Regions from separate parts of the Mus musculus genome. Here region 2 is linked to region 1. A link is a loop called in an ENCODE intact Hi-C map of the cell type or tissue named here. Cell type or tissue: heart. All regions are shown on one strand.

Evidence for each region. A loop is a pair of places that touch in the nucleus more often than their neighbours do. Peaks named below come from ENCODE experiments on the same cell type or tissue, not always from the same donor. Only the 100,000 strongest peaks of a DNase experiment are listed, where the experiment ranks them.
Region 2: a loop joins it to region 1, with 4 times the contacts of the local background. A loop is called at or near these places in 2 of 42 quality-filtered maps.

What each region holds. Positions count from the first base shown.
Region 1 is chrX:48,205,869-48,210,868 of GRCm38, reverse strand. It overlaps Zdhhc9 (zinc finger, DHHC domain containing 9), which reads left to right and starts at 2,167. Exons shown (of 10, transcript NM_172465.4): 1 at 2,167-2,389; 2 at 3,912-4,201. The coding sequence starts at 4,035. In heart, no CTCF peak of the experiment used is centred here; a DNase peak (open chromatin) is centred at 2,128; H3K4me3 peaks cover 1,810 bases; H3K27ac peaks cover 1,290 bases; H3K27me3 peaks cover 229 bases.
Region 2 is chrX:48,407,519-48,412,518 of GRCm38, reverse strand. It overlaps Elf4 (E74-like factor 4 (ets domain transcription factor)), which reads left to right. Exons shown (of 9, transcript NM_001381876.1): 9 at 1-1,469. It also overlaps a transcript of Bcorl1 not described here. Among named protein-coding and RNA genes, the nearest start is that of Elf4, 44 kb to the left of the region's middle. In heart, a CTCF peak has its summit at 2,192 (motif pointing right); a DNase peak (open chromatin) is centred at 2,258; H3K4me3 peaks cover 927 bases; H3K27ac peaks cover 542 bases.

The DNA.
Region 1 (5,000 bases):
GATTTAATTGTGTAGGAAGATGTGCTATGAAATGCTTATCCATATAGAATTTCTTGAATTTTCTTTCAGTAGTGAGCAAGACTAGCAACAAATTGTAATAAAACAAGCCTGATTTACAAAACTACTTAATCCCAGAGGGAATGTGACCCAGGCCAGGGAAGGGCAGAGCTCAGGAATGCATTGCCCTGTTATGCTCATTCCAGAACTTCCTAGGCTTCACCTGCATCTGAGCGGTGATCAAAGCATGTTTTGCTTTGGTCACTTCATTTTGATTGCTCTACACTCACAAGAATGGCAGCCAGGCTGAGCATGCGATTCCTAAGGGCATCTCATGTGCACAGGCTTTGGAATTCAGAGAGCTGATAGGGCCATGAGAAATTCCTGTCCTTTCCATGCCAAGTGTGTACTAATACTGGTAGCCTCCAGGAATTGGAGGCAATAATGCTGGTCATAGGCTTCATAAGAAATAACCCGATGATTATAGTCAGCATGAGCACTCAGGAACAATGGGAGCTTTATGAAGACACACTTTCAACTACAAATTAGTTATAACACATTTCTCTTGTAAGACAATTGGGTCACGGTTTTTAATTCCTTTAAATTTTTTGGTGGAAAGATATCATAAATGTTTTAAGAATAATCATTATAAAGAATTTTGTTTTAATATTATATGGGAGCAAAATACTATAAAAGAATAATAATTCTTTTTTTTTTTTAAAGATTTATTTATTTATTATATGTAAGTACACTGTAGCTGTCTTCAGACACTCCAGAAGAGGGCGTCAGATCTCATTACGGATGGTTGTGAGCCACCATGTGGTTGCTGGGATTTGAACTTTGGACCTTCGGAAGAACAATCGGGTGCTCTTACCCACTGAGCCATCTCACCAGCCCAAGAATAATAATTCTTGACCATGTATGTGGTCTCTCATTAAAACTACCACAAAGCTGCCTTTGGGAGAGCATTGGCAGTCACTTCTGAACTAATTCCAACTATTATTGGAAACCCTAGGAAAACTTTGGTCAAGCTCTAGGAAACCTGGGTTGATAACATAGTGTGGTAGGTAAGGAGAGGTCACTTTTAAACATCCCTCATATTATTTGGAAGGTAAGAACCAGTCATACTGGTGGAAACAGATCTGGTGCCTTGTAACATCCACCCTATAATATAATATAATATAATATAATATAATATAATATAATAGTGTGATTCTCAACTGTTTTCCCCACTCCAGTCTCAATTTTCTAAATGGTGTTACTAGCCGTTGATAGCAGAGGCTCAGTAACAGTAACTAACTGCCAGGAGGCACCAGAAGGAAAGAATCAATCTGGTTGATGTATGAAAATTCTGCCTTGGATGCCCCTCCCTTTGTTATCATAATATCTCCAGTTCTTTTGTTTTGTGCATTTGAACCAGGATCTTTCTATGTAGCCCTGGCTGGCATGGAACTCAAATGTCAGACCAGGGTGGCTTCAAATCTTCTTGCCTTAGCTTCACCACACCCAACAAGATCTCAAATTCTAATAGAAAATAGAAATTAACTACCTTTTGGCAATCTTTGCATCATTATCTACCTGGAAATATTTATGTTGTCTCAGTGGAGTTCCTCCAACTTCCTTAATGTCAATGACTTGTTTTCAATATCACAAAATGACATTCTCAGATATGGTTATCTCTTTTCATATTCTTTTTCTGTTCTGAAAGCCCTCGAGATTGCGTGGGAGTCCGAGGCTTCTGAATGGGACTTAGGCGGCAGAGAATGTAACGTTAAGATGCCCACGAACAGACCTTGGTCAATTTAAAGGCAAACGGCAGTGGAGAGGCCCAGGGTAAGACGGAATTCAGGGTTAGAGTCCGGATTTGTGAGCTAGTGTTGCTTCAGTGTGTTTGTGGGGAGGCTGCTCTTGGCTCCTCCCTTGTCCGGTCCACACCACCTTACGCCTCCGCTTTTGCGTAACTATATTAATAGACGAGAACACTTCGCGTCCTGGTGCTCAGACCCCAGAGAGAAGCTGGCTGGAGCTTGGCAGGTGGGCTTGTAGCAAGGAGATGGGTGGGGGGAGTGGGCGGAGGGATTCTGGAGTGACGTTCGAAGTAGCCAATGGTAGTACGCGTTGGGGGCGGGATGGAGACATTGTGATCGTTTAGCCAATGGAGGACGAGCAACTACTGGAGCGACCTGGTGACGTGAGGAGCGTTCCATTCCGCCAGCGGTGGGCGGTTGCCACAGCTGGTTTAGGGCCCCGACTATTGGGGCCCCTTGTCAGGAGGAGGCACCCTCCCTGTCAGGGAGAAGTCGCTACCACCTCTGGCTGCTGACGAGATCCCCCGGGACAGTGTGCACTTTCTGCCCCCAGTTGCCGGCCGAGTTCAGTGTCCCTTGTTCAGGTAACAAGGGGTGGGGGTGGGGGTCTCCGGGGCTCGGCTCTCTGGAGGGCTGCATCCCCCTTCAGCTCCGCCGGGACCCAGGGACGTTGGCACCGCCCTGCTCAGCTCGCCAGCCACGGAGCCCCTGGCCGGGGGTGACTACACGTGGCGGGGCGTGTGTGAGTGTGTACGAGCGTGTGGACGCGTGTGCGTGTGGATGTGGCGCGCGTCCCAGCCAGCCTGGGGCGGTGGTCGGCTGCGTGGCGGAGGCAGGGCGGGCCTCCTGAGGACGAGCCCGCTGCACAGCCCTGGCTTCTGGCGCTAAGCTGCTGAACCAGGTCGCTGCTTTCTGACGGATTTTAATTTTCCTTCTCCCAGGTTGGGTCCCCCTTCCTAGTCTGTGTTCTTCTGCTGGGTCAGTTTATGGAGGCGGGGGGAGGGGGGAGATTGTTTTCCAGGTTAGTTTTACACAAAGGAAGTGATCTTTGCACCTCTGGGGCCCCCTCCCCTTTCCCAAGCCTTACACCTTTCCATCTTGTTGCTAGGCTCTTAGTCCCCTTTTGGACCTTTGCCCTCTCTAGCTCGGGAATGCTCTCTGGCTGGTTGTTTCTTGCTCATCGGGCTGCAGGCTTCCGCCTCATTCTTGCCAGCATGGGGCATGTGGTGCCAGTAAGTAGAGGACACAGCCCAGCACCTGAGAGAAGAGGAGGATGACAGTGGCTGGGAAAGGCGAGGCCCGGAAATCCAGGATGCTGAATGGAGCTATGATACTGGTGAAATGTCCTAGAAAGCCCCCAAGGGACTTTTCTTAGCTGCTGCCACCGCCCTCAGCCACCCCCAACCCCAGCATCAGTTGCCAACCATCCCAGGATCTCTCCTGTTTAAGGAAGCCTTTTTATCTACAATATGATGTGGGCTCACAAATGTTAAACTAGACCAGCCAGAAGATTTCATTTCGGACTCCAGAAGTTACAGAAGGTTTGATTAGGGGAAATCTGTTTTGTGGAAATACAATGTGTGTATGCTTCCAGAATGCCCTGAACAGCTTACCCCAGCCAGAGGGTTACTTGTTCCTTCCTGTGAGTAATATTTGAATATTGAAGAAAGAAGGAGAGGTAGAGGAGGTATGGGAAGGGCTACTTAGGGACAAAGGACAACAACAACAACAACAAACATTATTTTTATAGATATCTTTCTTTAGGTGACTAAAGAACATGGTGGTACAGTAGAAAGTACAAAGGGTGGCTACTTCCAGAATTCCTACTTATTTCCAAGACTCATATCATCATAGCTCATCAAAATCACCAGCATGGGTTTAGAAACAGGATTGATTAAGAAATATCAGTCCCCTCCCCCTCTGGAGAACTGGTTTGTTTGTTTGTTTGTTTGTTTTCCTCCTTAGAGACCAAACAGAGATCAGAAATAAAATTTTCAAACTTTCCTGCTCTTTCAAGCAGTGCTCATCTTTCTGTCTTTGGGAAATGAGGGTTCAGTTGTATTTTGTCACTCTTGTCTCAACACCTTACCCCTTTCTTTTTCTTAGGGCTCTTGATAATGTTTGACCCAGTGGCAACACTAGTAGACGACCTGATTTTAAAGCTGACCTCAGCCTCTGCATCTTCTCTCGAGTAGTCCCAAAGCCCATCTTGGACCAGGAACTGTAATCATGTCTGTGATGGTGGTAAGAAAGAAGGTGACACGGAAATGGGAGAAACTCCCAGGCAGGAACACCTTCTGCTGTGATGGCCGCGTCATGATGGCCCGGCAAAAGGGCATCTTCTACCTGACCCTCTTCCTCATCCTGGGGACATGTACACTCTTCTTTGCCTTCGAGTGAGTTTTCATTGAACACAATTGTCTCCTTATGGTTAATTTGGGTCCAAGGAATGACAGTACCTCCTGGGCATTTGTGGTGGTTCTTGCATGATTTTACTCTTCTGTTGAACGATATCTATAGGTTGTGTTTAATTGAATTCACTACTTTGTGGTTATAGTAGAATATGCACTTCCTAAAAAGGCCAAGAATTTTAATATCAATTTCATAGTCCTGATGTGGGGATATTCCTGACAAAGTTTGTCATAAAAATTCACGTCCTTTCACTGACAGTAACTTAATGATAAATGACTTCTTTTCAACCCTTCCCAACTCTGGGAGTAACCCTTGTTGTTATAACACCCCTCACCAATATCCACTTCATCTGCTATTCAGGGTACCATTTCTGTAAGCCCTAGTTCTTACCTAGCTGTTCATTTGAAAACCAAACTGAGTTGAGAACCTGAAGATTGGTCCCAGCATCAGCTGTACCACAAGGGAGCTGTGGGAACGCCATATAGGTGCTTTTGAAATGTGGGTTGTTCTTTCTTTCCAAAATCACTCAGCATCCCAAGGCTACATAGAGAAACTCTGTCTCAAAAAAAAAAAAACAAAACAAAACAAAAAACCACTGAGTATAAAAAAAATTATAAATGTTCTGTGTAAGCCTGATGCTAGCTTTGGGGTTACTTTTTTATGCAATGTTGTACCTAGTACTAGAGATACTGTTTGAAGCCTGTGTAGGTCACTGCTCCAGGGAGGTGGCCAGTTGGAGTCTAGTGTACTGTGTACTGTGGCATGATTACTGCATACGCAGAG
Region 2 (5,000 bases), 200 kb before region 1:
GTTCATGATGCCACCATTCTGCTGACCTTCTAGACTGGAAATCTCAGAGCTGTCTGGTGGGCTCTGTGCACTTGACCCTGCCCCTCTCCCTCATCTCCTGTTATCTGGCCTGTCTTCATTTCCAGAGCCTCCAGCCTAGCCCATGCCTCTTAACGTCCCACTTCCCAATGTGACTTCTCAGCACTTCTCTCTGGCAGGCTACTTGCTCTGGCCTTCCTCTGCTAAAAAGCCTTCAGCGAGTCCTGGCCTGCAGACTAGGCCAGTCCTTAAACTGCTGATCCCCACCCACTCAGGATTTTCTAGCTGGTCTAGGCCTAGCTTTAGTTCCCCAATCGTGGCAGGGCCCAAGAAGTTGGGGAGCACTTGGAGAGTAAATCTTGAAAGATTTGAAGTTTGATAACAACCCACCAGGGAAAAGAGCTCGAAGTCGGTGGCATTTCACTAGTGGGTCCTCTCTGATATTCCCCACTCACCCCATGCCAAGGTACTCTTCGAGGAGTCCATGGTCTTTGAACTTGTTCCCACTTAATGCCTTTTCTTTCCTGGGTTCCATCTAACCAATATGCTCTATCCTCTTACTAACAATGGAAAACTGTGTCTCAAGATGGAATTGAGTGGGAACAGCCAGTTCTTACCTTTAATTCTTAAACTTGTAACTGCCACTTGATGGACAGGTGACTAGAAACAGCCTGTGACATCTCTGTTGTAATCACAAACTGTTACTTAGACTGTAAGTTTAGTACCTTTTATCTCCTGTGTGTGTTACCTTCTGAGGGGTAGGCACCACCGTGTCACCCACAACACTGGGCATACTATAACGCAGATGAGCATCCCTGACCAGTTACTGTTTGATCTGATGAGAGCTGGGAAGCAAACTTTTGAGGTAGCTGACCGCCGTCCTCCCCTCTCGCTTAGGCAGTTACTCCAGGTGCTTCACTGCCCAGTGCTGCCCCCCCCCCCCACAGGACCACCTCACCCTCTATCTTAACATCAAAAATTTGTATTACTTTCAACATCCCTCTGATCCTAAAGACAACTTCTTGTTCAGTTTCTTCCTTACCCAGAGTGTTAAACTAGCTAACCGGTTAACTAACCCTTGCTGACAAGCGTTCTGCAAGAGGCTTACAGGAGAACCTCAGGAGACAGATTTCCTTGAACCAGAGTCAGGTGGCAGCAATCCCCCTGCTTTTGTGATGGCCTGCCTAATGGAGTCAGGAGTCAAGTGATGGTCCTCACGTCCCAGCGGCTGATATGTGACTCCCTCCTCCTGGCTCCCACAGCACTTTGTATATACCTCTTATTGTAGCACATTGTATGTAGTTCTTTGATTGTGTTCATGTACGGTTTCCCTTCAACAGACTGTGAGCTCCTCCAGAGCAGGAGCTGTGTGCTAGTCAGTGATGTATCCCCAGCACCTAGCCACAGTGCCTGATACACAGTAGGTGCTCAATAAATGTTTATTGAAAGGCTGAAGGTGTTCAGATTCCAATTGTGGGACCTTCTGCCTTACCTGGGGGGCGGGCAGGAAGAGGACAAGTAGGTCATTCCATGCTCAGGAGCTAATAATCATGGTGGTTTTGTAATTTTGGTGTCATTTTTAAAGGTCGTGATGGGACGGTCTCATGTAGCCCAGGCTATGTGACCAAGCATGATCTCCCCCATTCTGAGATTACAGACATTCGTTGCCACACCCCTCCCATCCCCGCGCCTTATTTCGGGCTGAAGACTGAATCCAGGGCTTCCTGTATGCTGGATAGATACTCTATCAACTGAGCTACATCCCCAGCCTGGACCACAGCCCACCCATCATAACATTTCAGGCAGCTACTCCCTTTACCCACGTGTTTATCTATCATTGGGTTCGCCTGGCGCTTAGAGCTGCTTTCAACTTCAACTATGCTGTGTTGATAGGCGACTCCCAAACAACTGCCACTGCCTCCCTTCCAAGTGACTGCACTCAGCACTATATCCTTATCCCTCGGTGGGACTGAGGTAGAAATGTCACTCCCATCCTTGGACGGGAACAGTCAAATTTGTCTGCCGGTCATGAGCTTGCTGACTGCACTCAGAAAGGCAGTTACCTAGAGCTTTGAAGACTCTGGACCCAGGGTGAGCAAGCTCTTTGGGCTCCCAGTTGCAGCCAGCAGCCTCCAAGCGCTTCTGCCCTGTGCGCCGGGCATGGAAGCCAATATCCAGCAGGTGGCGCTGTGGAGCCGGAGATGGTGGGCCAGCCAGGCGGAGCCCGGGAGGGAGGGGCGGCCAGGGCGTGGCTCGCCGCTCCCAGAAGAGCAGACTAAGCGGGCGTCTTCCTGTCCCTTGGAAGTGTTCCCTGATTCTCAACTTCTGGGCGGCTTTGGTTTCCGCCGACAATCTCCCTGGCTTTGAAGCTTCAAACTTTCTCCTCGGTCCCCTTCCCTCTCCAAGAGTTCAGCAGTCCGCAGAATGTCGCCTTCCCATTGGCCAACCGTTCCCTGGCCCCGCCCCCCGCCCCCGTCTCTAGTACCTGTAGGTGAGCTAGTGGCGACTGGGCTCTCTGGCTCGCTGCGGGCTCCCTAAAGCCGCTAAAGCACGCTCCAGGCCATCGCCAACCTCTAGACAGGTCCTGGACCCGATGCTCCCTCTCCTTAGCCTGCCTTTAGCAACACTTTCACGCGCCACCGCTTTCTCCCTTGAAATGGGAGAATAATCGAGGCATCTGTTACAACCATTTGCCTGCACCTGGAGGAGACACACACACACACACACACACACACACACACACACCCCGAGCCTGGGAGGAGCACTCACCCAGCGGCCAGCCCTCCTGATAGTGGAAACTGCCACTGTAAGGGGGGACACAGGGCTAGGCCTGCTCCCCTTCTTAATCTACCAGGTCTGCCTGAACATTTGGCAGCTCTTCCCTACCCAACACAGCAAAAGAAAAGCTTCCGTGTCAGCCTTGATCTTTATAACCTGACAATAGTCTCCAGCTACTGTATGGGTCAAAGAACGCATAAGCATGAAATGTGAAAGTGCTGTTGACTCTTCTCTCTCCTCCAAGCCTCTACTCACATTGTGCCCTCATTCCAAACACCATTCCCTGGCATCTATTTATATTTAAGTATGCACCGCTCACTACCTCTCCCGTGCCATCTGCTCCAAGCATCCAGGTGCCCTTGCCCAGCCCTTTGAGCTCCCACGGCATTTGGGGCCTATCTGAATACTGTTAATCTCAACAGGGCTTCTGTAACCTCCTGACTTGTCTGACTTCTGAACCGCATTTCCTTTTTGTTCTTTTGAGACAAGGTCTCACCTATGTAGCCTGGGCTGACCTCAAGCCCCTGCCTCTGTTATTCAGAGAAGTAGAACTGTAGACATGCGTTATCACACCTTGCTTGTTTGGGTGCTGGGTCTTGCTGTATAACCCTGGCTGACCCAGCGTTCACAGGAACCATTCTGCCTCCCCCCCCCCATGTCCTTGGGACTATGGGTATGTGTCACCATGGATGCTTGCCTTCTGACTACAGGTTTCAACTAGAGGATAGACCTGAAAGTAGAAACACTATGGGGTGTTTGGGATGACCTTGTAATCAGGAAGTGGGGAGGGGAACAGCAGGAAGGCAGATTAATGCTGTACCTCCAAAAGGATGGTGTTTCCGTACCTGGGCAAACTCCAGTGGAAACACCTTGCTGAAGGATGGGTAAGGACTGCAGCTGAAGTTCAGACCTGGGGAATGTCCGGACTTTAAGAAGCCAGACACATCATTCTCCTGGCCTGCCCACTCAAGCCACAGTAAGAGGCCCAAAGATACAGCGCTTAAAGTTTATAGGATCCAGCCAGGCGTGGTGGCACACACCTTTAATCCCAGCACTCGGGAGGCAGAGGCAGGCTGATTTCTGAGTTCAAGGCCAGCCTGGTCTACAAAGTGAGTTCCAGGACAGCCAGGGCTATACAGAGAAACCCTGTCTCGAAAAACAAAACAAACAAAAAGTTTATAAGATCCAGAGCTTCACAAAGTCTCACCTCGAACAGATTCTGGGGCCTGCAAAGACCTTCTGCCACAGTTTGTCTTAAAGAGTAATCCTAAAACTAGGAACAGGTGTCTTGCCTTATAGTTACGTCATTAAGTGGCAGGTGGGGAATTCCACAGTATAGCCAGGTGGGTAGTGTCAGCCCAAAGAGGAGTCAGCAGATTATTTCTGACTGAATTGGGAGAATCCTAACATCCAGCAGCCAAAGGGTCCCTCTTCTACTCCTGTTACTCTAGTCCAAGAATGCCCCTTCTACATTTCCAAATCAAAGCAACCCCAAGTTGGACTATTTTTCCCTCAGGTGGGCAGGGGCCCTGGAACATGCCCCTTTCCAGACCAAAGCTCTAATTTGACTTGCTCCCCCCTCCCCTGCATCTCTAGGGACTACGTAACTCCCCCAAAAAGCCACAAATGGGAAAAGTGAGGACAGGAGACAAAGGCCCTGACACGGGTTTTTCAGTATGCAAGTGTTTTTGACTCCACAGCCAGTTGCTTAAAACGAAACATAAAGGGCAGCCAGAATACACACCGAAATGCAAAACAAAAAAGAAAAACAAAACAAAAGCAAACCAAAAAACCAGAAAACAAACCACACAGTATCATAATTTCCAACAAAACAAAATTGAAATCCACCCCCCCAACTTTATATATATATATATATATATGTATATCTATATATATAATTTTGTTGCCGTTAAAAAGGGAAAACAGTTGTTCAAAACCAATTGGGTAGGATGATGGGGCTGTCCTACAGAAGGGGACTCAGAAATTCCTCTGGGAACAAAACACACACACACAGTTAAAAGAAAGAACTCTCCTAAATGGGTCAGGAGCCCCCAGAGGACAGATTGTCCCATCCCCAAACTGGCTTTTTTTTTCCTTTTTTTTGTCTTTTTTTTTCTATTTTCTTCTTTGTTGTAGTTTAGCACCTGTACAATAAAACTGTACCATCTCCATCCAGAGCCAACCCCAGCAAGGCCCTCCTGCCT